Regions from separate parts of the Mus musculus genome. Here region 2 is linked to region 1. A link is a loop called in an ENCODE intact Hi-C map of the cell type or tissue named here. Cell type or tissue: left cerebral cortex. All regions are shown on one strand. Links, peaks and the distances in the headings refer to the core of each region. The heading gives the core; the rest is flanking DNA.

Region 1 (11,026 bases), core at 3,680-7,679:
AGTCTCCCTCCTGCTTTCACCCACTCCTGTGTTCCTCTTGCTGCTTCTGAGTCAAGCCCCAGCATACGCTGCATCTATGACACATCCTGCTGGGCCTCTCAGGAGTCCTTCCTTGCCTTCACTGCATCCTGAAAGCCCTTTCCTGCATTCAGTCTTTCTGGAGTCATCCTCTGCATTAGGTGGGTGTCCCACTATAGCAGTTAAGGACCTCAATGGCCCAGCAGCCTCTACCAGTTTCCCCAGCCTGGCCTCTCAATACTCAGTTCCCTCGGTTCCTTCAGCCCCTCTAGTCCAGCGAGCCACATTCTCTTACCCTGGTCTCTCTGCACTCTGTTCCCTCCACCTCAGGCATATTCTGTACACCTGGTTAATTACTAGTCAACTATAGGTCTGTGGCCACCTTTCTGACCCTTGGGTCCCATGGGCTACATCATGTCTCTCTGGAGATGGAACCCAGGAGCCACCTCTGGACTTTGGGGATCAGGAAGCCTTTGCTGAGTGAACAGAGAAGTTCTTTGGAAAACCTCCTGGGCAGGTCCTGTATGCAGCTGGTACTGAGCACTGTACCTTCCACTTGCTCTTGGCAAAGTTCTTCTTGATCTGCTCGCTCACTGACTGGTGGATATTCTTATCCAGAGCTGTATCTCCTGCAATCCTAGGATGGGGTATATGCAGAGTTGCCTGTGAGGATTGGGGCAGGCCTGGGACCCCCAGGTCCCACCCTAACACAACTTAGAGTGGGAGCTCTCACCATGGGTGCTGCAAGGCCTGCTCACAGGTAAACCTCTTCTCCGGGTCTTTCTCCATCAAATGTCGTATGAAATCTTTGGCTGGAGCCCCAAGAGAAAAGCAAAGATACAGCGTGACCATTCCTGTGGGCACCAAGACAGTGCTCATCCCCTCACATCTCCGCTGACAAGGTGTGACAAGAAGCCTGTCTGCCTGTGCCCCACTCCACACACTCCAGCCTTCTAGCTCCCTCCTTTTTTGAGAACATAATTACAGAAGAATCCACTCAGTATGCTCACACTAGTGTGTAAACTACTGTACAGCCATCACAAGCTGGTCCCTGACTGGGACACAAAATGGAAGATAGAAATATTAATGCTTGGGGCTGGTGAGATGGCTCAGGGGGTAAGAGCACCCGACTGCTCTTCCAAAGGTCCGAAGTTCAAATCCCAGCAACCACATGGTGGCTCACAACCACCTGTAACAGAGATCTGATGCCCTCTTCTGGTGCGTCTGAAGACAGCTACAGTGTACTTACATATAATAAATAAATAAATCTTAAAAAAAAAAAAAATCTAAAAAAAAAAAAAAAAAAAAAAAAAGAAATATTAATGCTGTTTAAGCCTCAGAGAGTCAGTAAGCTCCAGGGGAGGTAATTTTGTAAATACTATATTGGAAGACTGAATGCCTACAGAGCTCTGAGATAGGGGCCAAGCAGAGGGAACCCAAGATAAGACATACGACATCTGCTTCTAGTCTGGGAATAAAATACGACGGAGGCAAGACAGTGGGGAGACTCCTGGATCAGATGAAGACGTGAGGCAGGGGCTAGATGAAGAAGGCAAAGACCCAATTACCAGAGTCAGAGATGTCGTCCCAATAAGGAGAGTCAAACTCATACTCTGCCTTCAAAATCTGTTCAAAGAGTTTGGCATCATTTTCATCATAAAAGGGTGGGTAGCCACAGAGCCTAGGCAGAGAGAAAGAGAATTCATGTCAGCTTTAAAAATACTCGTTGGCTTGGAGAGCATTTTGGGGCAGTGCCAAGAGTCAGACGGGACTCACAGGAAGTCCTCTGTCTTGCTCACTTCTGTCTGGCAGTACTGGCCTTCCTTCTGTCCTTGAACATGCTGTCATAGGGTCTTCATGTTTGACATCCTCCCCACACCTAAACCGGATCACACCTAAACTGGCTCAAAAGCCACTCAGATTTTACCATCACAAAGGGCCTTTGACTATCTGAAGTGACATCTATCCACATCTCCCTACTCCTGTTTGATTTTATCTTCACAGTGACTTTGACCAGGTGACACTAATATAGATTTATTTACTCACTGATTCTTTCTACATGTCAGCTCTTAAGGGCAGGCACTTGGAGTGTTTCATTTTCTGCTAACTCCTCAGTGCTCCCACAGTGCTGGACACATGGTATCTCCTGATTGAAGCCTGTTAGACTTTGTTTGTTTGTTTGTTTTTATGTATACAGATATTTTGCCTGCATGTAAGTCTGTGTACCATGTGTGTGCACATGAGTACCCATAGAGACCAAAAGAAGGCATTAGATCCTCTGGAACTAGAGTTGCAGATGGTTGTGAGCTACCATGTGCATACTGGGAATTGAACCTGGGTCCTCTGGAAAAGCAGCATTGCTCTTCACGCCTGCGCCATCTCTCCAGACCCCTGCCTGTTAGTATTTATTTGGTAGATGTAGAGGAGTGGGCAAAGCAGGGAAGATGACTGTAGTCACAGGCCACCTTGACCATGTCCCCACTTACAGTATATAGGCAATGACTCCTATGGACCAGCAATCCACAGCCTTGCTGTAGGGCTTCTGGGCCAGGACCTCAGGGGCTGTGGAAAGAAAGCACATGGTGATGACCTGTGTCTACCCTGCAGCTCCTGGCTCTTTCCTCATCCCCATCCCCAACCCAGGGCCCTCCTCACCCACATATCCTGGAGTCCCACAGGCTGTGGAGAGCACACTGCCTGGGTCCTCCATCTTGGAGAGGCCAAAGTCAGAGATCATGATTTTGGAGTCTTCATCCAGACTGTAGTACAGCAGGTTCTCTGGCTTGGAGGGTGGGAAAGAGGAGAAGGGGTAGTCAGAGGTAGCCAGAGGCCAGCAGTGCTATATGCTTCTCCAAAATCCATGGTAGCTAGCTCATTAAATCCGTTAGAAGCTAGAAGGCTGCAAGTTCTAGAAAACACAAAGCCAAGGGGTTGTAGGAAGGATTTTCATAGAACTTAGAAACCTTACAGGAATCCCAGTATTATAAAAAAAATTTAATACCTTCTGTGCTGGATCTTGGATAAGTACTTGGCTGATTTCAACCCTACCACATATGCAGCCTGTCTAGTTTGAATAAGCCCACTTTACCAAGGAGGAAACCAATGCCTTTAGAGGCAGTGATTGGCCCAAGAGTCAGTTAGGGCATGGCAAGACTAGTCTTCAAGCCAGGTTCTATTTATTTTGGTTTTGGTTTTGATTTTTTGAGATAAGGTATGTGTGTGGCTCTGACTGTCTTGTAATTCACTCTGTAAACCAGGTTGGCCTTGAACTCAGGGATCTGCCTGCCTCTGCCTCTGTGTACCACCACAGCTGACTTGGACTGAAGTGTTTTCAGCGTAAGCCCCTATGCATTTCTCTGAAGCTTTGCTGCCCCGTTTGTTCTCTACAAAGAGATGTTTCATTATAAGAAAAAGACACCTAAGTTGTTAAGTTGTTAAGGTAAGATACCAGCCCAGCCTACCTTGTGTCCCTGTCTAAGCTGGAATAAGAGGAGCTGGGGCTGGGGGGAGGGGGAGTCACAAGTAGTTCATTTTGCAAATGGAAAGCTAGGGCTTTAGTGAGGGGCTGAGAGGTACTCAAAGACAGACAAAGCAGGACAGACAGAGATTGCCATTGCCGTCCCCTGGTGCATATAGTTCACTAGGCCCCTCAGATCCTACCTTGAGATCCCGGTGCACAATGCCCAGGTCGTGCAGGTACTTGACAGCATCCAGCACCTGGAAGATGAGGCGGCTGGCATCCCGTTCCGTGTAGAATCCTTTCTCCACAATTCGGTCAAACAGCTCTCCACCTGAAACCCTGCAGCAAAGGACCGGAAAGTGGCCAAGAGCGTGCGTGGGGCAGCAGCGAGAGGGATGAGGGTGGGCAGACAGGCCACTCACAGCTGCATGATGAGGTAGAGGTGGCCCCCACTCTCATAGATGTCATCCAGGGCTACAATGTTGGGGTGCTTGATCCTAAAAGGAGAGATAAGCTTAGGGTGGCGCACCTATTCCCTGGCACCTGCATCCAGGGCAGGAACCAAGGTTCTGGAGTCCACTGGGGGGAAGCTGATGCTAGAAGGTAAGAAAAGACTAGCAAGCAAGCACTGGCCTCTGTGGTCAAACAGACCTGGCCCGGGTACGCCTCTGCTACATGCTACTTGAGAGCTTGCATCAGGTCGGTACTCAACAGATGAACCTGTGGTGATTGATCGTGGGGCTAAGGAAGGCATGGCTCCCCCATAGGCTTGCTGTGTAACTTTGGGCAAATCTCTTGCCCTCACTGGCCTCGTTATCCCATGCACCCAAATTAGGGAAAGGAAATGACCATCTCCTCCCTGTGCAAATCGTTAGGAAGTGGGAGGCACTGGAAGCAAATGCTTGCTGTACGTTTTACAGCAGAGCAGGTTTCCTGTCGGCTGGCTGCTAATTTAGCCAGGGGCTCAGCAAATACGCCTGCTTCACTGTATGGGAGGACCTTAGGTGAGCACCTGATGGGTGGGCTGGCCTTGAGGCTCCATGAACAGCTTCATCCTCTGTAAACAAGCCCTCCCTGCACCTCAGTCTCATCTGGGAGGTTAGCTCTGGGCCAGCCACTCCCTGCCAAGTTCTTGTCCTGTGCGGCCGAGACTTCAAACCATTTCTACAGTAATCTAGAGGAATGAGGAGGGGTCGGTGCCACATACTTGTGTAAGACGGCAATCTCGTTCTCCATGCTGCCTTCTTTGCCCTCCAGGGCTTTCTTGGCAATGCATTTGATGGCCACCAGTTTCTGAGTCCTCTTGTCCTCTGCCAGGATCACTTCTGAGAAGGCACCCCTGTGAGTCAGAGGTTTGCAAGATAAGGAGCTAGAACCCCAGCTCCTCGCCCTCCTCCATTCCCCGTAGTCATGACCACCTTTGTCTTTCACATAAGCCAGACATGGCCAGCCAGAGTTGTCTGTCCCCTGCCTCAGTACCTCAGTAGCTGGTCACTTACATGACGGTGTCCTGGCACTGTGAATGAGTGAATAAGCTGGTAGGATGTAAACCTGGAGTGGATGGCAGTCATCTTTGTCAGTACCTAGGGAGAGCCTGCTCCAAACTGAAGCCAACCAAAGGAAGCCAGGCTGGTAACATACGAGCCAGCTGGGCCTGAACTCTGCCCCTGAAATACTTGATTATGTGAGTGGTTGATGGATTCAGTTTGAGTTGTAGGTAATGTAATGCCCTTTAGAACCTCACAGAATCACACCATTACCACGGTTACAATTCTTGGCTCTCCAGTTTGCCCACACATGATGGCTAGTCCTTTTTACTTTTTCTTTTTTTTTCAGCTTTAGTTACTTTATGTGTACAAGTGTTTTGCCTACATGTGTGTTCAAACCACATACATACCGTTGGATCTGGAGTTACAGGTGGTTGTGAGCCACCATCAGTGCTGAGAACTGAGCCTAGTCCTCTACAAGACCAGCCAATGTTCTTAACTGATGAGCCATCTCCAGCACCGTTGGTCAGTCTTAAATGTCTTCCTTTGTGCCGTGAAATGACCTCTTGCTCTTCTCAAGGCCTTGCATTCGCTGCCCCTTTCCATTTCTTACTGCTTGAACATCTCCCCAGCCCTAATTGTGAATTCCAGCAGACGGCCTCTTTCTGCAGTGGCTTCTGAGCCTTTACATGCACTGTTCCACCTGCCTTGAATTACCTTCCTTCTTTCTGACAAGCATAAGCTTACCCATCTTACTTTTAGCCAAGGTCTCATGTCCTTCAAGGAGTGTTACCCAGGCAGAAGAGACTACTCTGGCCTCTACAACCTCAATAAGAGAATAATACTCATTCACCTATCATTTTGTGTTTGTCTGTCCGTGTCTCTAGGACCAACTTATAACAGGAAAAGACCAGGTTTGAGTTATATTTGGATTTCCATCATCAAGAGCAACCATGTCCAGCCTCAGTTTCCAAACCCAGGCCAGAATAGCCAGCTCTTGGCAGCAATCTAGATAAATAGTTCTCCCATTCTCTTGGACTTCCTTCTCTTCATAAGGACCCCATGACTGGACAAGAAAGGCCCCATCCTCCCCACAGTTAGCCAAAACCAGAAGGCCGGACTAGTCTGCACCATGGCAAAGCTGCCACAAGCCCTGGTCTGTAGGAAAGGGAAGTAAGTGCTCGTGAGCTGACCAGAGGAAGCACCACCCCAGACTTAGCCCCTCCAGCCGTCAGGCTCAGGAGCGAAGCCCTTCCCAATCCTGTCACCCCACCACCACCCCATCCTGAGACTCACGTGCCCAGAACATCTCTGAAGTCATAAATATCCCTAATGTCTTCCGCCTGCTTCCACCTGGGGCCTTCCACTGCCCCTGGCATGGCCCACTGCCCCCCAGCCACAGCCAGGGCTCCTAGGAAGGAAATGGAGAGAAAGAGATTCAGAGGGCCTATCCTCTCTGAGAATCTACTGCATGCCCCATGAGCAGGCAGCATGAGTTCATTCATTCCTGGATCTGTTCATTAGCAACAGGCATTCAGCCTCCCCCATCATATGTTCACTCAGCATGTTTGCAAAAGATCATTTCTAGTAGTGAAATTCTCGGTATCTGTGCATTCCTTCAATTCTTCATTCTCCATTTTGCCCCAGTCTTTTTCTCAATCCTAACACCCAAGGAAACCTCCCCCTCAAGGAAGATAGCACATGAGACCCCAGAGCAGCATAGATGGCGCCCTAGAGGGCCCCTTCCTCCTCCTCCTCCTCCTCCTCCTCCTCCTCCTCCTCCGCCTCCTCCTCCTCCTCCTTGCCACCCTAGCCTCTCGGAAATCAGGTTTCCGGCAGCCTGGGCTTCCAGCAATATCTCAGCCACGTTTTTAAATAGCTCCTTCTCACTGTTACCAAGGCAACATCAGCCACAGCTGGAACTCCCCAGACCTAGCCCTCCTGACTCCCTGTCTGTGTCCCAGCAGCCGGAAAACTGATCTCACCTGTCTGTCCCCTCCTGGAGGGGACCTATCTTGGACCTTTCCCTAGACAGCTCTGTGTCATCTTACAAGAAAGGGTGGGTTCTCTCCCCATGTATCATGTGAGAAATCTCGGAAACTGAGGTTGGAGATGGATAGAATGAGTCCAGAGTTGCCCAAGAGAGTCCCAGCTAAGCTTGCTAAGGACAAAGGGTGTCATGTGTTGGTCCAGTAGGAGACTACTAGACTGGGGGAATCATTCAGAAAAGTCAACATCTCAGAATCAACTGAGTTTGAAGCCAGAACAGAGCCCCTCATGCCCTAGAGCTCTGGGAAAGCAACCTCCTGGTTCCTTTGGGAAGAATGAAGAGAAGGCACCCTGACCAGAACTGAGAGTCCACTCCTTGAGTGGGACCTTGTTCCCAGAGCATTGGCCAGCATCCCAGGTTTTCTGATGAAAGAGGCAATGGTAAATCCATGTAAAGTCAAACCCACATGGATGCCAGCACTAATGACCCTCACAGTTCCACACCCTGCAGCAGACACCACTCCACATCAGCAGTACATGAATCTTGAGTCCAGACACCTTCCTGCTAGATCCATCACACTGCACACCACGTCACCTGGTTGTGCACATATGCCCAGCATCAACACACGTTCATATACACCACTCACACCTACCTGTCCATCCAAAACACCCAGACCCTACACTGCAGTACTGATTCCATGCACACACGAACAAGGTGGCATCCGTTCCCACATACCAGACATAGCAACTTAGTCCTGTCTATGCCCTCCAACTCCTCAGCCCAGAGCCCTACACAGCAAACCAAGCCTTAACAATCTGCCTAACTAAACCCCCTCAGAGGAAGACCAAACCTCCCCTGAACTCTACCCCGCAAGCCAGACAGCAGTGTGTGTGTATCCTTGAACACCATATGCAACAACAAAAATGAATTCCCAGATACCTTTACACAACTGAAGCACATTCCTGCTTCAGGGAACCCCTCACATGCCCTCCCCGATCTACTCTTCCAAATGCCCACGCCCTTCCATGGTCAGGCCTAGCGCTTGGACATACACCACACACACACAGACCCTTCCCCACCCTTTTCTGATATCCAGGCAATATCCATGGAGGTCACCTAGCACCTAAAGGGCCTGGGACGGGAGGTGGGAGAGAAAGGCCCAGCCCTGTTCCGTCTGTCTGTCCAGGGGCCAGGCGCCCCTCCCACCCTTGGGCTTCAGTATCTTGTGGCTGGAGCGCCCCGCTGCACAGAGCCGGGGCAACCCTCAGTTGTACCTGCGGCTGCCCCGCCTCGGGGCTGGCTGCGAGGGCCGAGGTGGCTGGTGCGGAGCTCCCGCCGCGTCTGTGCCTGGTCAGTTTGCCTGCTCAGTCGCTGGCGCTCGGCTGGGGCTCGGCTCCCTCGGCCCGCCTGCGGCTCTGATGTCAATGGAGGAGGAGCCTGCGGCAGAGGACCTGGGGACTAGGGACGAGCACTCTCGGACTGGAGAAGTGGGCCCAGTTGTTCTGTTACAGGCCCTATAGCATGCTTATGTGCCCTTTGGTCGTCAGCAGGAGACAAGTGAGAGCCACAGATGGTCTTGAAATCAGCACTTAGTTAGAAGCAGATGATTTTTGAACCAATATTTATGAGATGCCAGAGGCTGGCCAGCTTGAACCTGGCATTGTTTTCAAAACAGTTCTGGGACCTGCCTTAGAGTTCTTAGTCTCCTTCTCCTCCTCTCCTCACCTTCCATTTAAAAGGAGCTGGACCTATGCAAGACTCAGAAGACTAGTAAGGGGCTGATGAAAAGCTGTAAGGTCCCATTTAATAGGCAGATAAACTGAGGACCTACACCAGCAAAACAGAGCTAAGGCTTCTATCCCACACACTTTCAGGTACTGCTCAAAGAGACTAGGGAAGAGAAGTGGAAGGGGGAGATGCAGTTAAATCTGGATCCTTAAGGAAGCAAGCCAAAGAGGACCAAAGTGCCATGTGACCGTGGCTGGGAGCCAGGGTGGGGAGGGTGGAGCATATCCCTTCCTGGGGCTCTAGGCTTGGGGCCAAGGGACCTGACCCGACTTGGTTTATGCAAGGCTCTTTGGGACTAAATTGAGCTCAGACTAGAAGGGGAATCAACTGGCAGGAATTAGAGGTAGGTCTGCCCTGGAGCCAGGCAAAGGACGCAACCTGGCCTGTCTAGGGCAGCTCTCCCTCCTGAGTTCAACCTCTGTTTCTCCCAGTTTGGCCCTCCTCTGTCCTGGAGTGGTCAGGCCTCAGAAGACTAAGCTAAGATGCTAGAAAGGTTTTGAAGTCAACCACCTCCCTTTCTGCTCTCCCTTTCTGAGCCTCAGTTTCTTCCCTGAGACATGGACTTATTAACGACTGACTCTAAGTTTTCTTGAGAGTTCTGTGTAGTGGGTGTGCAAGTACTTAGAACACTAGTTCAAAACAAGCTGGTGTGGTGTCTGACACAATCTTAGCACTTCAGAAGCAGAGATAGGTGCATTGTGAAATGTTCTAAGCAAGCCGGTGGTGAGGTTCTCCTTCAAGGGGAGGAGGAAGAAAAGACAAAACAGGAGGATTCGGGGATGGTTCAGTGGGCGAGCGGCTCAAGGACAAGACCTGAGTTCAAATACTCAGAGCCTGTGTAAGAAGCTGGAGGGGGCTGTGTGCCTCTGTAACCCCAGAACTGAGGGGGAGCATGCCACCAGCCTAGCCCCAGGTTCAGAGAGGGGTGCTGTACAAGGGAGTAAGGTGGGGAGTGATAGATCAAGACATTTGACATCCTCCTCTGGCTGCCATAGACTTGCACACTCACATACACAAGTACATAAACAAAACAAAGTAAAACATGAGAAAAAGATTTCATATAAACCAGGGCTCACAGGAAAAGCAAGATTTGACGAGGGTCAGAGACTAAGAGGTGTTTTCTTCCCTCACATCTCAGAATCTCAGATTCCTAACCCACTTCTGACCTAGGACCACACCTCTAGTCTCCTCACCACCCATTCAACATACTATTGAGCCAGGGAGTTGTGTCAGTACAGTTTTGTGTTTATCTCTATGACAACACTACTGGGTGATAGTGTCCCTCTGAAGACTAGTACAACTTTTTAAAAAGATTTCTTTACTTTTTTATTTATGTATGTGACCCTGCCATTTTATATGTGAACCGTGCTCACGCAGGAGCCCTTGAAAGCTGGGAGAGTGTATCTGATCATCTGAAACAGGAATTACAAGTGATTGTGAGCCACCGCGTGGGTTACTGAAAACCAAACCTGGATCCTCTGCAAGAGCAGCAACTGCTCTTAACTACTGAGCCACCTGGCCAGTCTCTGCTTACACACCTTTTCTGGTCTTACTCTTTGCATGCTTTTAAAGCTTTTCTGGGGGCATTCAGGTATTCTCACTTTTAGAAAGTCTGTGTGTGTGTGTGTGTGTGTGTGTGTGTGTGTGTGTGTGTGTGTGTGAGAGAGAGAGAGAGAGAGAGAGAGAGAGAGAGAGAGTATGAGACTGTGTGAATGTGTGTGTGTGTGAGAGAGAGAGAGTGTATGAGACTGTGTGAATGTGTGTGTGTGTGTGAGAGAGAGAGAGAGAGAGTGTATGAGACTGTGTGAATGTGTGTGAGAGTGTGTGAGTGTGTGTGTGTGAGAGAGAGAGTGTGTGTGTGAGTGTGTGAGAGAGAGAGAGTGTGTGTGAGTGTGTGTGTGTTTGTGTGTGTGTGTGTCTATGCCTATACATGCCGAGACCAGAGGACAACTTCAGGAGTTGATTCTCTCCTTTTACCATTTCCGTTTTTTCCAGAGATTAAAGGTCAAATTAAGTTCGCCAAGTTTGATACCAGGTGCCTTTAACTCTTAATCCATCTTGCCAGCCCTCACTTTTTCTAACCTTTGTTTTTTTACTTAGTTTATAGATTTTTTTTTTTTGTTTTTTGTTTTTCTTTTTTTGTTGTTTTTTTATTAGGTATTTTCCTCATTTACATTTCCAATGCTATCCCAAAAGTCCCCCATACCCTCCCCCCACTCCCCTACTCACCCACTCCCACTTTTTGGCCCTGACATTCCCCAGTACTGGGGCATATAAAGTTTG
Region 2 (11,026 bases), core at 3,703-7,702, 83 kb after region 1:
AGAGCAGCCATCTAGCCCTCTTATGAAACCAAGAGGCATGCCGCTTACAGAGGCCAGCTATAACTAACCCCAAAGCTTTTTCTGATAGTTAACTTCTGTTACAGCTGCTCTCAGAACACAGGGAGGAGTGAGGTATACACCTCTCCTCGTGATGGTGAGGCTAGGAAGAATGTGACTGCTGGCCTGGCTCCTGCAGCAACAGGGGAGGCACAGGAGCAGCAGGCTCCCCTCACCTTTCTGATCCACCACAGCTGCCCTCAGGACATGAGCCAGCTCCTCCAGGCCGAGGTTCTCCGTCCTCAGCAGCCCCGGGAAGGGCTGGTCCTCGACTAGGTCCTTGTGCTTGCTGGAGCGGTGAGGTTGAGACGGACGCCTGAGAAACATGGTAGAAGCCTGTACCTCCCTCCCTTGCTCACCCTGCCTAGTCCAGCCTCTTCTTAGAACTCCCGGGCTCAGCAGACAGGAGTCCACCTACCCCCCAAGACTTTACCAAAGAGGCACCAAGGCTCAAAGGTCCAATGACCTAGTGCCGGGTCTCACAACATAGTCCGGCTTAGAACCAAGTACTGATCTGAATTTCATGCCTGCCCTCTCCTTGATCTAGTCTCTCCCCATACACGGAAGTGGAGTGTTATAATCACCGGGCCTCGGTGCCGAAGCCGGCATCCCTCTGCCGTGCGCAAGACCCCAGCTCCGGCCGCCAGATCATAGAGACATAACGCAAAACTCTCAGGGCTCCCATTGCCGGGGACCAAGCACAGTACGCATGCGTGTCCACGGACAGCTCAACCCCACCTCCCGTACATCCTCCGTGCGTAGATTGGTCAGGCAGGCTGTCAATCAAGGCAGAGGGCGCTCAGACGAGCGAGAATCCGGGCTTTGCCTCCCCTGTAGAAGAAAAAGTGCCATTTAGGGTTCTGGCTTTTGGGAAAACTGAGGCACGAGGCGGGTTATTTACTCAAAGTAGAGGACGTGTCTTAGAATAAAAAGGGTCGAGAAGACTGTCGTTTCAATTTTGGGGAACCTTAATCTGAAACCCTCCCTTGTAAAACCGAGGGAGAAGAAAGGTGAAGACCGGTATGCAGCCTTTCGGTCAGTACACCTGTCTGAAATTGTAACAGCCTGTGACATAAAAGGTCCCAAAGCTGTGGCTCAGGTGGTAGAGAGGCTACACAAGGTCCTGGGTTCAATTCCCAGCACCGTGTATGTAGGTCACAAAGAACAAGATCACAGATACTGGGTTGGAGACCAGCCTGGGAGATGCGCAAGGCCCCTCTATGAAAAGAAAATCAAGGTAGGCTGGGTGTGGTGGCGCATGCCTGGAACAGAGGCAAGTAGTTAGCTGAGTTTGAGACAAGCCTGGTCTACACAAAGAAAACCAGTCTAAAAAGAAAAAGAAAGAAAAAGAAACGAAAGCTGTGAGTTCCACCCTGGCCAGTATGTCTCAAAAACAAAATACACGGGCGTAAAATGAAACAAAATGGAGACTGGTTAAGATTGCCTGTTGTTGCCGGGCATGGTGGTGCACGCCTTTAATCCCAGCACTCAGGATGCAGAGGCAGGCGGATTTCTGAGTTCGAGGCCAGCCTGGGCTACAAAATGAGTTCCAGGACAGTCAGAGCTATACAGAGAAACCCTGTCTCAAAAAAACAAAACAAAACAGAACAAACAACAGGATTGCCTGTTGTTTTCAGCACCCACAGCCTTGGACTCAAAACCTCCTTTAACACCTGTCCAAACACACAGACATATGTACATAATTAGCAATAAAATAGACCAGACCTTTAATTCCAGTATCGGTCTACATAACCCTGTCTCAAAAAAAAATACAAAAGATAGTAACAATTTTATGCGCATAATAAAAACAGTGAAATAGAAATAATGACTGAAAATAAAAAGAAAGTCTCTTTTTGTTTGTTTGTTTTGTTTTTCGAGACAGGGTTTCTCTGTATATCCCTGGCTGTTCTGGAACTCACTTTGTAGACCAGATTAGACTGGCTTCGAACTCAGAAATCCGCCTGCCTCTGCCTCCCAAGTGCTGGGATTAAAGGCATGTGCCACCAGGCCTGGCGAAAGTGTCTCTTTTTAAAAAGCAGTGGGGTATAGTGGCACACACCTTTAATCCCACCACCGAGGCAAGAGCAAGAGGATCTGTCACCAAGCTCCCAGGCCTGAGAGCCTTCCTGAAAGGACTCCAGTACTAGCCTGTGGATTCTGGTGGGGGAATCAGAGGGGTGCGATGCTCCTTCCCTCCCTTCATTTAGAGGGGGAGGCTGCCTCCTGCACAGCTCTCACCCCAGGTGTGACCTCCCAAGTTCAGCTGGGAGAAAGTTAACCTCCAAATTCATATCAATGGTATTTGGAGACCAGCGTGATTAGTGTTAGACAAGAATGTGAAGGGGGTGTTCCCCATGATGGCTTAGCTTTCTAGGGAGGAGAGGAGAGAAAAGAAACCCTCTCCCTCAATGTGGGTCTGCTCCCTCCATGTTAGGGTGCACCAGAAAGGGCCCTACATATGCTAGGTACATGCTGGCTTCATGTTCTTGGACTCTGCAGCCTCTAGAACAGTGACCCAGACAAACTCTGCGTGTGTGTATTTTCTTTTTATTTACATGTAAGTGTCTGTCTGTCTGTAAGTATATGCCACATGTATACAAGTGCCCCAAAAGGCCGAAAAAGGACATTGGATCCTCCAGAACTGGTGCTATGGGCAGTCGTGAGCTTCCCACGGGCACTGAGAATGGAACTCAGCAGCAAGTGTCCTCAAACCAAGTCATGTCCCCCACCCAACAAAGATAAGCATGTTATCAACTTTCCGAGATGGTGGTTTGCTATCCTTCCTTCATCGCGGCTGACGGATCTCCCCACACTTGCTAGGCAAGCTCGCTATGACCGAGCTGCAGACTGGGTTCAGGTGTTTTGTTATAGCAATGGAAAACAGACGTAGGTGGAAGGCATAATGACTGTGAGGATGTGCAGCCAGCCCTGACTGGTGGCACTGTGGTGTTCCAGAGATGAACTGAGCTCACTATCCCAGTCTTCCAAGCACTCAGACCTGAGCGACCATTCACACACATCCCCTGTGATGACTAAAGAAACATAATATGGAGCCAGGCATCCGGTAAAGGCCACGGACCTGTTGCTCTGGAATGCCTGGGAGATCCTGGTGGCCTGCGGGGGAGGTGTCTTTGCATCTGTAAAACCTGCAACTTGGGAAAGGGATGGCGTGGTCTTTTATTACTATGTAGCAGGAAAGTAAGGAACAGCTGAGGGAAGTGAAACATTCTCCGGCCCAGCTGTGGCTTCCATCGGCAGTTGTTTTGCACACCTTTCTGACGTCTACCTTAAAACCCCACCCTAGCCAGGCGTGGTGGCTCAAGCCTTTAATCCCAGCACTCGGGAGGCAGAGGCAGGCAGATTTCTGAGTTCAAGGCCAGCCTGGTCTACAAAGTGAGTTCCAGGACAGCCAGGGCGATACAGAGAAACCCTGTCTGGAAAAAACAAAAAAAAAACAAAAACCAAAAAAAGGTAACTGACGAAGATGAGCAATTATTTTTCTTTGGAACTGTTTAATATTTTATTTATGGTGAGTGTGTGTGTGCATATACAATGTGTATACACACACACACACACACACACACACACACACACACACACACTTGTGGCAGTCACCAGACTTTTTTTTTTTTCTCAAGACAGGGTTTCTCTGTTTAGCTCTGGCAGTCCTGGAACTTGCTCTGTAGACCAGGCTGACCTTGAACCTTGCCTCCGTCTTCCAAGTGCTGGGATCAAAGGCATATACCACGACCACCACCACCACCCCATGAGTTAGAGAACAACCTTTCTTTCTTCCTTTCTTTCTCTCTTTCTTTCTTTCTTTCTTTCTTCCTTTCTTTCTCTCTTAGATTTATTTAGTTTTATAACTCCCGTCGGCCCCACTTCCTCCAGTCAATTCCACTCACTCCATCCCAAAGATTTATTTATTATATGTCAGTACACCGTAGCTGTCTTCAGACACACCAGAAGAGGGCGTCAGATCTCATCACGGGTGGTTGTGAGCCACCACGTGGTTTCTGGGATTTGAACTCAGGACCTCTAGAAGAGCAGTCAGTGCTCTTAACTGCTGAGCCATCTCGCCAGCCCAGAGGGTTCTCTCAATAGTCAGCGACCTCCTTATAACATGGTTCTGGGAACCAAACCCAGGTCATGAGGCTTGGCAGCAAGCACCTTTACCTGATAATCTCTGTAGCCACACTCTGTAATAATCTTTTTTTTTTAATTTTTAATTTTCTGTTGATGAATGTTTTGTCTGCCTGGATGCAGGCATTCCATGTGTGAGCCCGATGAGGGTGTGAGATCGCCTGGAACTGGAGTTACAGGTAGTTGTGAGCCTCTGTGAGCGTGCTGGGAATGGAACCCAGCCCTCTGGTAGAACAACCAGTGAGTTTAACCACTGAGCCATCTCTCCAGCCCCCTGTATGAAATCTTAAAAGTTTTGGTTCTTTTTGTTTTTTTTTTTTGAGACAGAGTCACCCTACATAGCCCCAACTGACCTGGAACATGCTATATAGACCAGGCTGTCCTCAACCGTGCATCAATCCTCCTGCCTGTTTCCTGTAGATTATACACTGGGATTACATCATAGAAATACAAGTGGCTCTCCTGTCTGGCGTCACGTGGAGTGTGTAACTGCTCTGTCATAGGCCCATTGGTATTCCAGAGGACTTCTGGGAGGTCTCCTGTGCATCTCAGAAGCAGCCTGAGCAAGGACTAAGGTCAGACTAGGCAAAGTACGCAGGTATAATCCCAGCACTGGGGTGGTGGAGGTGAATATCGAGGATCAGGAATTCACAGTCATCTTTAGCTACATAAAATCTGAGGCTGGCCTGGGCTATGTGGTGTGTGTCTATATCTATATCTCTATGTATATATACTCACTGGCATATGTGTGTACATACATATAATCCAGTGAGATGGCTCAGCCAGTAAAGATGATTGCTTCCAAGTCTGACAACCTGAGTTTGATCCCCAGAATTCACCTGGTTGGAGGAGAGAAGCAACTCCCAAAAGCTGCTCTTTGACCTTCGCACATGTGCATGGCATGGGTACACCAATACATATAAAATACAAAAAATATTTGGGTTGCCTTGTGTGTTTTTAACATTTTTATTATATTTATTTGTGTGTGTGTGTGTATGAATAGAAGGAGCGGGAGAGAGGATGGTTCATGGCCCACTCAGCTAAGCTGACCTTCCTGTCAATGGTATCTAGCCCCAGGAAAGTGTCCCCACTTGGGCCAGTGGCTGGTCTGGAGGCTATAGCTCCTTTGCTCTTTGGAGGTCTCCCTCCCTGCCCCGTGGCAGGCTGCCCTCTCTTGTTCAGGCAAATATCATTTAGAAACGGACACACACATGGATTCCATGGTCTGCCCAAATAGCAAACGTGGCAGTGGCAGCCTTCAAAAACCAACTACAGATTCTTATTCTTAGCCATTGATTGATTGATTGACTGATTAATTGATTGATTGCATCTTGTCTCACAATGTCAGACCTTCTATATTAAAAATGACTGGGAGTGAGGATGTAGCCCAGTTGGTAGAGCTACATCCTGGCATGCTGGTGGCCCTGCCTGCAACCCACAGTGCCACACGAGTTGGCTGTGATAGTTCACACCTGTAATGCTAGCACTTAGGAGATGGAAGCAAGAGGATCAGAAGTTCAAGGTCCTTCACTGCAGAACAAATGTGAAGCCAGTCTGAGCTATGTGAGACTGCATCTAAAAGAACAAACAGGCCACTGGTACAGCTCGGCACGTAAAAGCTATGCAAGTCTGCCAACCTGAGTTCAATCCCTGGAATGCACAGTGGAACAAAGTTGTCCTCTGACCTTCATACCTACACCATGGTAGTGGCATGCCGCTACCATGCACACGTGCACACACACACACAGAGGCATGCACATACCCGCACACACACACCAATGATAAGTGCTATCTCCTGTAAACGCTGTCTCCTATACATCTTGGTAAATGGTTCCACACAAAGAACACAGGCAGCGATGAGGTATCAGCATAAATAGTTTACTGCAGACTCTAATACCATTCACTCATTCGTGGAAAAATGAGAACAAGAGAGGCAGCTGCATGCCTTTCCCAGGAGAACAGGAACTGTGTCCATTCAGGCAATGAGAGGCTAAGCCGCGGTTTCACCCAAGTCCAGCTTGGTGAATCTATGAGCTTTTAGGTTACTTACAGGAGGGGCCTGGGTGACTCAGAATCATCTGCATTCCCTAAGGTCCCTCCCTGGCACAGGTGAGGACCCCCCAGATCTGCATCCCTGGCACAGGTGAGGACCCCCCAGATCTGCATCCCTGGCATGCCGGCTTTAGTTAATCTCCACCTCTAACACTCTCTCGCACACCTCATGATCATGTGCAGCTGGGGGCTAGGAGGGAGTGATCAGAGTCCCAGGTGAGAGACCCCCGAAGCCCCCACCTCCTTTTCTTCTACTACAGAGTGCTAACCACTCTGGCACCATGGTCATAGACATAGTTGGTGCTGTGGCATGCTGCTCGCTTGGTTGTCTTGATTCAGGCCAAGGTATGATGGGGGCCACCATAATAATGTCTACTGCATGATGAGTGTGGGCAGCCAGGACCGGGGATGGTGGGGTGCACCAGAGAGGGAGTGGCACGGAAGACGGCACAAGTGGACACAGGGGCAGACTTTGTGCCTGCCAGGGCTAAGTGTTAGTCCTCTAAGCTACCTGAGACAGAAAGGAAGGAACTGGGCCAGGCTAGGAAGTCCTCCTGTGACCAGCCCACCCCAGGGCTCCAGCCCTTCCTGCAATTTCCTTGGTGCTGTGCTGTGAGGGAGGCGCAGGCAGGTGAGAAGCTGTCTGGCTGCCAGGCTCATGGGTGCTGCTAGCCGAGCGCAGGGTCCCCGGTCACATCCATGGCCCAAGGAAGGCCTCTGAGGACTCGGGTCTTCATTGCAGCATCTTCAGACAGGCTGGGAGGAGGGAGGAGGGCTTGGCCTTGGCAGGCTGTTCTTCCTCGGTGGCATCCAGGAACTGCTGCATGTAGCTGGAGGTGCCAAGCAGCATGTGACCGGTGGCCTGCATGCTGAAGAGGGTCCAGCGGAGCATCTCCCTAGGAGATAGCAAGGCGTTCAGAACACTCCCACTCTCTCCCCAAAGGTTTTCTCTGTCTTTTGATGCTGGCTTGAAGCAAGTGGCTTTGAGTTAGCTTCCTTCCTTCCTTCCTTCCTTCCTTCCTCTTTCCTTATCTTTTTTTTTTTTTTTTTTTTTTTGAGATACAGTCTCACACTGTAGCACAGGCTAGCTACGAACTCATTATGTAGCCCAGACTGGCTTTGAACTCACAGTAATCCTCCTGCCCCAGTCTTCTGAATGCTGTTACAACTATGCACCATCACATAAGCCTAACTCTTTTGGTTTGGGTTTGTTTTTTGATTTGGCTATTTTTTTTAAAGATAAAATTTGGAAATATAGTTAGCCTTAGAGTCAATAATCTTTCTGCCTCGGCCTCCCAAGTGCTAGGTTTACAGAGATTCCCCACCATCCAGGGCTTAAGTATGCTTTCCCCTTTAGGAAGATCTAAGCATCATGGCAGTGGGATGACAGAAACACTTCCTAGTACAGACAGAAACTGGGGCCAGGCTACAGCAGTCCTCCCACACACAGCCCTGCCCCTCCTCAGGGGCCGGCTTTTCAGGACCCCTGCTTTTCTCTGTGCTTAATGCAAGTTCTAAAAACAAAGCCTTTTCTTTATCTTTTCTCTTCTTCTTTGAGACAGGGTTTATCAGTGTAGCCCAGGCTATCCCTCTATAGACTAGCCTGGCACACCAGGCTTTTTATTTTCTTGTGATAATTTGTTTCTTTCTCTCTCTCTCTCTCTCTCTCTCTCTCTCTCTCTCTCTCTCTCTCTTGCTGGAGATGGAACTCAAGGCTTTACTCAAGTAAAACCAGCTAATCTACCATTGAACTGTAGCCTCTGCTTTCTTCTTACTATCTTATTTTGAGACAACATCTTACTAAGTTGCCTAGGTTAGCCTTGGACTCACTCTATAGCCTGGGCAAGCCTCTAGCTTGCAATCCTCTTGTCTCACTGAGTTGCTGGTGTTATAGGCCTGTGCCCCAAATCTGGCATATTCTACAAACGAGTGAACCTTGAAAACAGAATTGTTGTGGGAAAAGCCAGTCATGAAAAGACCAACACTGTTTGGTCCTGTATCTATGAGGTATCTAGGCTAGATCAACAGAGGAACAGAAAGTAGAATAAAGGTTAGCAAGGTCTCTGGAGAGGACTGAGAATGATTGTTTACTGTGTACAGCTTCTGCTGCCTGGTACCAAGGTTCTGGAAAGGAAGACAAGGCTTGCACAAACGGTCAGTTATATCACGCTGCGGGCTGAGACACTTAAAGTGGCCACAACAGAAAAGTTTAGGATGTGCATATTTTAGCACATTTTTTCTTTTTCTTTTTCTTTTTCTTTTTCTTTTTCTTTTTCTTTTCCTTTTCCTTTTCCTTTTTCTTTCTTTTTTCTTTTTCTTTTCTCTCTCTCTCTCTCTCTCTCTCTCTCTCTCTCTCTCTCTCTCTCTCTCTCTCTCTCTCTCTCTCTCTCCTTCCTTCTTTCTCTTCTTTTCTCTTCTCTTCTTTTCTTTTCTTTTTGAGATGAGGTCTCATTGTGTATCCTTAACTGACCTGGAATTTGATATGTAGACCAGGCTACTCTAGAACTCACAGAAATTCACCTGACTCTGCCTCCTGAATGCAGGGATTAAAGTCGTGCACTACACCACTTGGTCCTTAGCACTTTTTTTTTTAAACAATCACATTAATACCACTAAGTCACTCAGCTGACCACAGCTTGACAGTGCCTTTTATTTTGTGTGCATCTGTGTGCAGTACCCATAGGTGCCAGAAGAGGGCAACAGATCCCTTGGAGCTGCAGACACGTGGTTATGAGCAGTTTTGAGCAGGGCTGACATGAGGGCTGGAAACTCTTAATGGCTGAGCCATCTCTCCACTGGTGTTTGTTTTGTGGTGTTTTGGTTTGTTTTGGCTTTGAGACAAGGTCCTATCTGATCCAGGCGTCCCTTGAATTCCTGATCCTCTACTTCCAAAGTACTGGGATTGTAGTTAGGTTTTCGCTTTTAACAATGATTAGTTGTGGAAACAGATCAGGATATGAGTGTGTGCTTGGTACTCGCGAGGCCCTGGGCTCTACCCTCAGCACACTCAGGAGGGTTCCTCAGTCAGCTACTATGCAAAGTTTACGTTTGGGGGTGAAAAAAATGTACTTTGCTAAACTAGAAAGAAGCCTTAAAACTACTCCCCCCCCCCACCCCCCACATACCCTAATGCAAATCAAGCCACTTAGATCCCTGCACAGACGGGGCTGTCATTCTTTGTTAGCCCCAGCGTCCACCCAGCCCCTGAGAGAGTTTTGCTTTGGGCAGACAGGTCAGGCCTCTTGTCTTAGCGTTTCTCCCAACCGGTCCCTGTGTGTCCCAACCCACTCACTTCACGATGCGCTTGGCCTTGTAGCAGTGCAGGTCATAGGAAAGCGAGTATGTGTCATAGAGGGTTGCCTTCACGTTCAGGCAGCCAATAAAGTCCTGAGGGTTCAGCTTGTACAGGTCGAAGGTTACCCGGGCCACATCGATCTTCTTAGTTGGCTTCTGGGAAAGGGCTAGCTGGGCTCTCTTCTTGCGCTGCAAGACAAGCCCGTGTAAGCTCACCTCTGGAACATCTCCCGAGCTCTCGACATTCACCCCTGCCCCGGGAAGGCCGTCACCTGTTCTGATGGGGGCTTCCACTTCTGCCCCTTCAGCAGGACCATGAACATGGTATCTTTTGCCAGGGCTTGGAAGTATTCTTCTGTCTCCACGATTGTGCCATCTTCCTCCAGCACCAGGGAGAAGGGCTTGTCTTTAAGTTTCAAGATGTCCTGGACCTGGAAGAAGGTTAGTGACTTTTCTGCCATGCCTATGGAGCAGCAGTGCTGAGAGGCAAAGACTTCCGCCAAAGCACCCAGCTGCCAGAGAAAGACCAAGGAAGCTGGGTCTTACTAAGACACTTAGGTTGGCCTGGACCTCACCATGTAGCACAGGCAGGGGCTGCTGTCTGTTTCTCTCTTCCTGCCTCAGCCTCTCAGGTAACTTGGATTGCAGGCCTACACCACCAGGCCAGTTAAACAGTACTTTAATGTTGTTGATCGTTTCCTTTGTTTTGTTTTTAAGACCATGTAGCCATGGCTGGCCTGAAACTCTGTGGACCAGGCTGGCCTGGAACTCACAGAGATCCACCTGCCTCTGTCTCCCGAGTGTTTGGGATTAAAGGCTGTGTGCCACCATACCTGGCCAGCATTTAAAATTTTTGTTTTTAATTATGTGTATACGTATGTATGCGGGTGGGTTTTTGCATCCATGTCACATGGCCTGAAACTAGAGTTACAGGTGACTGTGAGCTACCCAATGTGGGTGCTGGGAACTGAACCGGGCTCCCTTACATGGGCAGTGCATGCTTTTAACCACCAAGTACTGACATGGCTGGCCCCCAAACTGCACTATTTAAAAGAATTCAGTTTGGTGAAGTATGAAGGATGGTATACACCCATAATCTTAATACTCAAAAGGCAGAGACAGGGGAATCTCAGCTAGCTCAAGGCTAGCTGGTCTGTACATAAGGATGAATGCCAGCCACTACTGCATAGCAAGACCACCCTGTCTCTAGAAAATAGGGGTGTGGGAGTGGGGAAGGAAGGAAGGAAGGAAGGGAGGGAGGGAGAGAGGGAGGGAGGGAGGGAGGGAGGGAGAGAGAGAGAGAGAGAGAGAGAGAGAAGGAAAGAGAGAGAGAGAGAGAGGAAGTTTCTGACTGGGTTTGGGAGAATCTGAATACTAATAAACAAACACAAACAACCTGTTACTGTCATTATATCCCATTAAAGTAGGAATGTCTAGATTTCTTTTGGTATAAATAAAGTAGTAAATTTAAAGTATGAGA

Evidence for each region. A loop is a pair of places that touch in the nucleus more often than their neighbours do. Peaks named below come from ENCODE experiments on the same cell type or tissue, not always from the same donor. Only the 100,000 strongest peaks of a DNase experiment are listed, where the experiment ranks them.
Region 2: it touches region 1 in a loop (2.2-fold over the local background); 1 of 42 quality-filtered maps calls a loop at or near these places.

The regions. Positions count from the first base shown.
Region 1 is chr6:113,335,607-113,346,632 of GRCm38, forward strand. It overlaps Camk1 (calcium/calmodulin-dependent protein kinase I), which reads right to left and starts at 8,316. Exons shown (of 12, transcript NM_133926.2): 1 at 8,230-8,316; 2 at 6,262-6,376; 3 at 4,686-4,817; 4 at 3,901-3,975; 5 at 3,679-3,817; 6 at 2,674-2,800; 7 at 2,505-2,580; 8 at 1,587-1,699; 9 at 752-830; 10 at 568-655. The coding sequence starts at 6,344. In left cerebral cortex, for the core only: no CTCF peak of the experiment used is centred there; DNase peaks (open chromatin) are centred at 6,157, 6,441, 6,857, 7,254 and 1 more place; H3K4me3 peaks cover 1,848 bases; H3K27ac peaks cover 1,476 bases.
Region 2 is chr6:113,418,577-113,429,602 of GRCm38, forward strand. It overlaps Cidec (cell death-inducing DFFA-like effector c), which reads right to left. Exons shown (of 6, transcript NM_001301295.1): 4 at 9,819-9,977; 5 at 9,545-9,735; 6 at 6,058-7,148. The coding sequence ends at 6,986. It overlaps Rpusd3 (RNA pseudouridylate synthase domain containing 3), which reads right to left and starts at 764. Exons shown (of 9, transcript NM_001033204.1): 1 at 642-764; 2 at 234-373. The coding sequence starts at 742. In left cerebral cortex, for the core only: CTCF peaks have their summits at 4,065 (motif pointing right) and 5,849; a DNase peak (open chromatin) is centred at 5,803.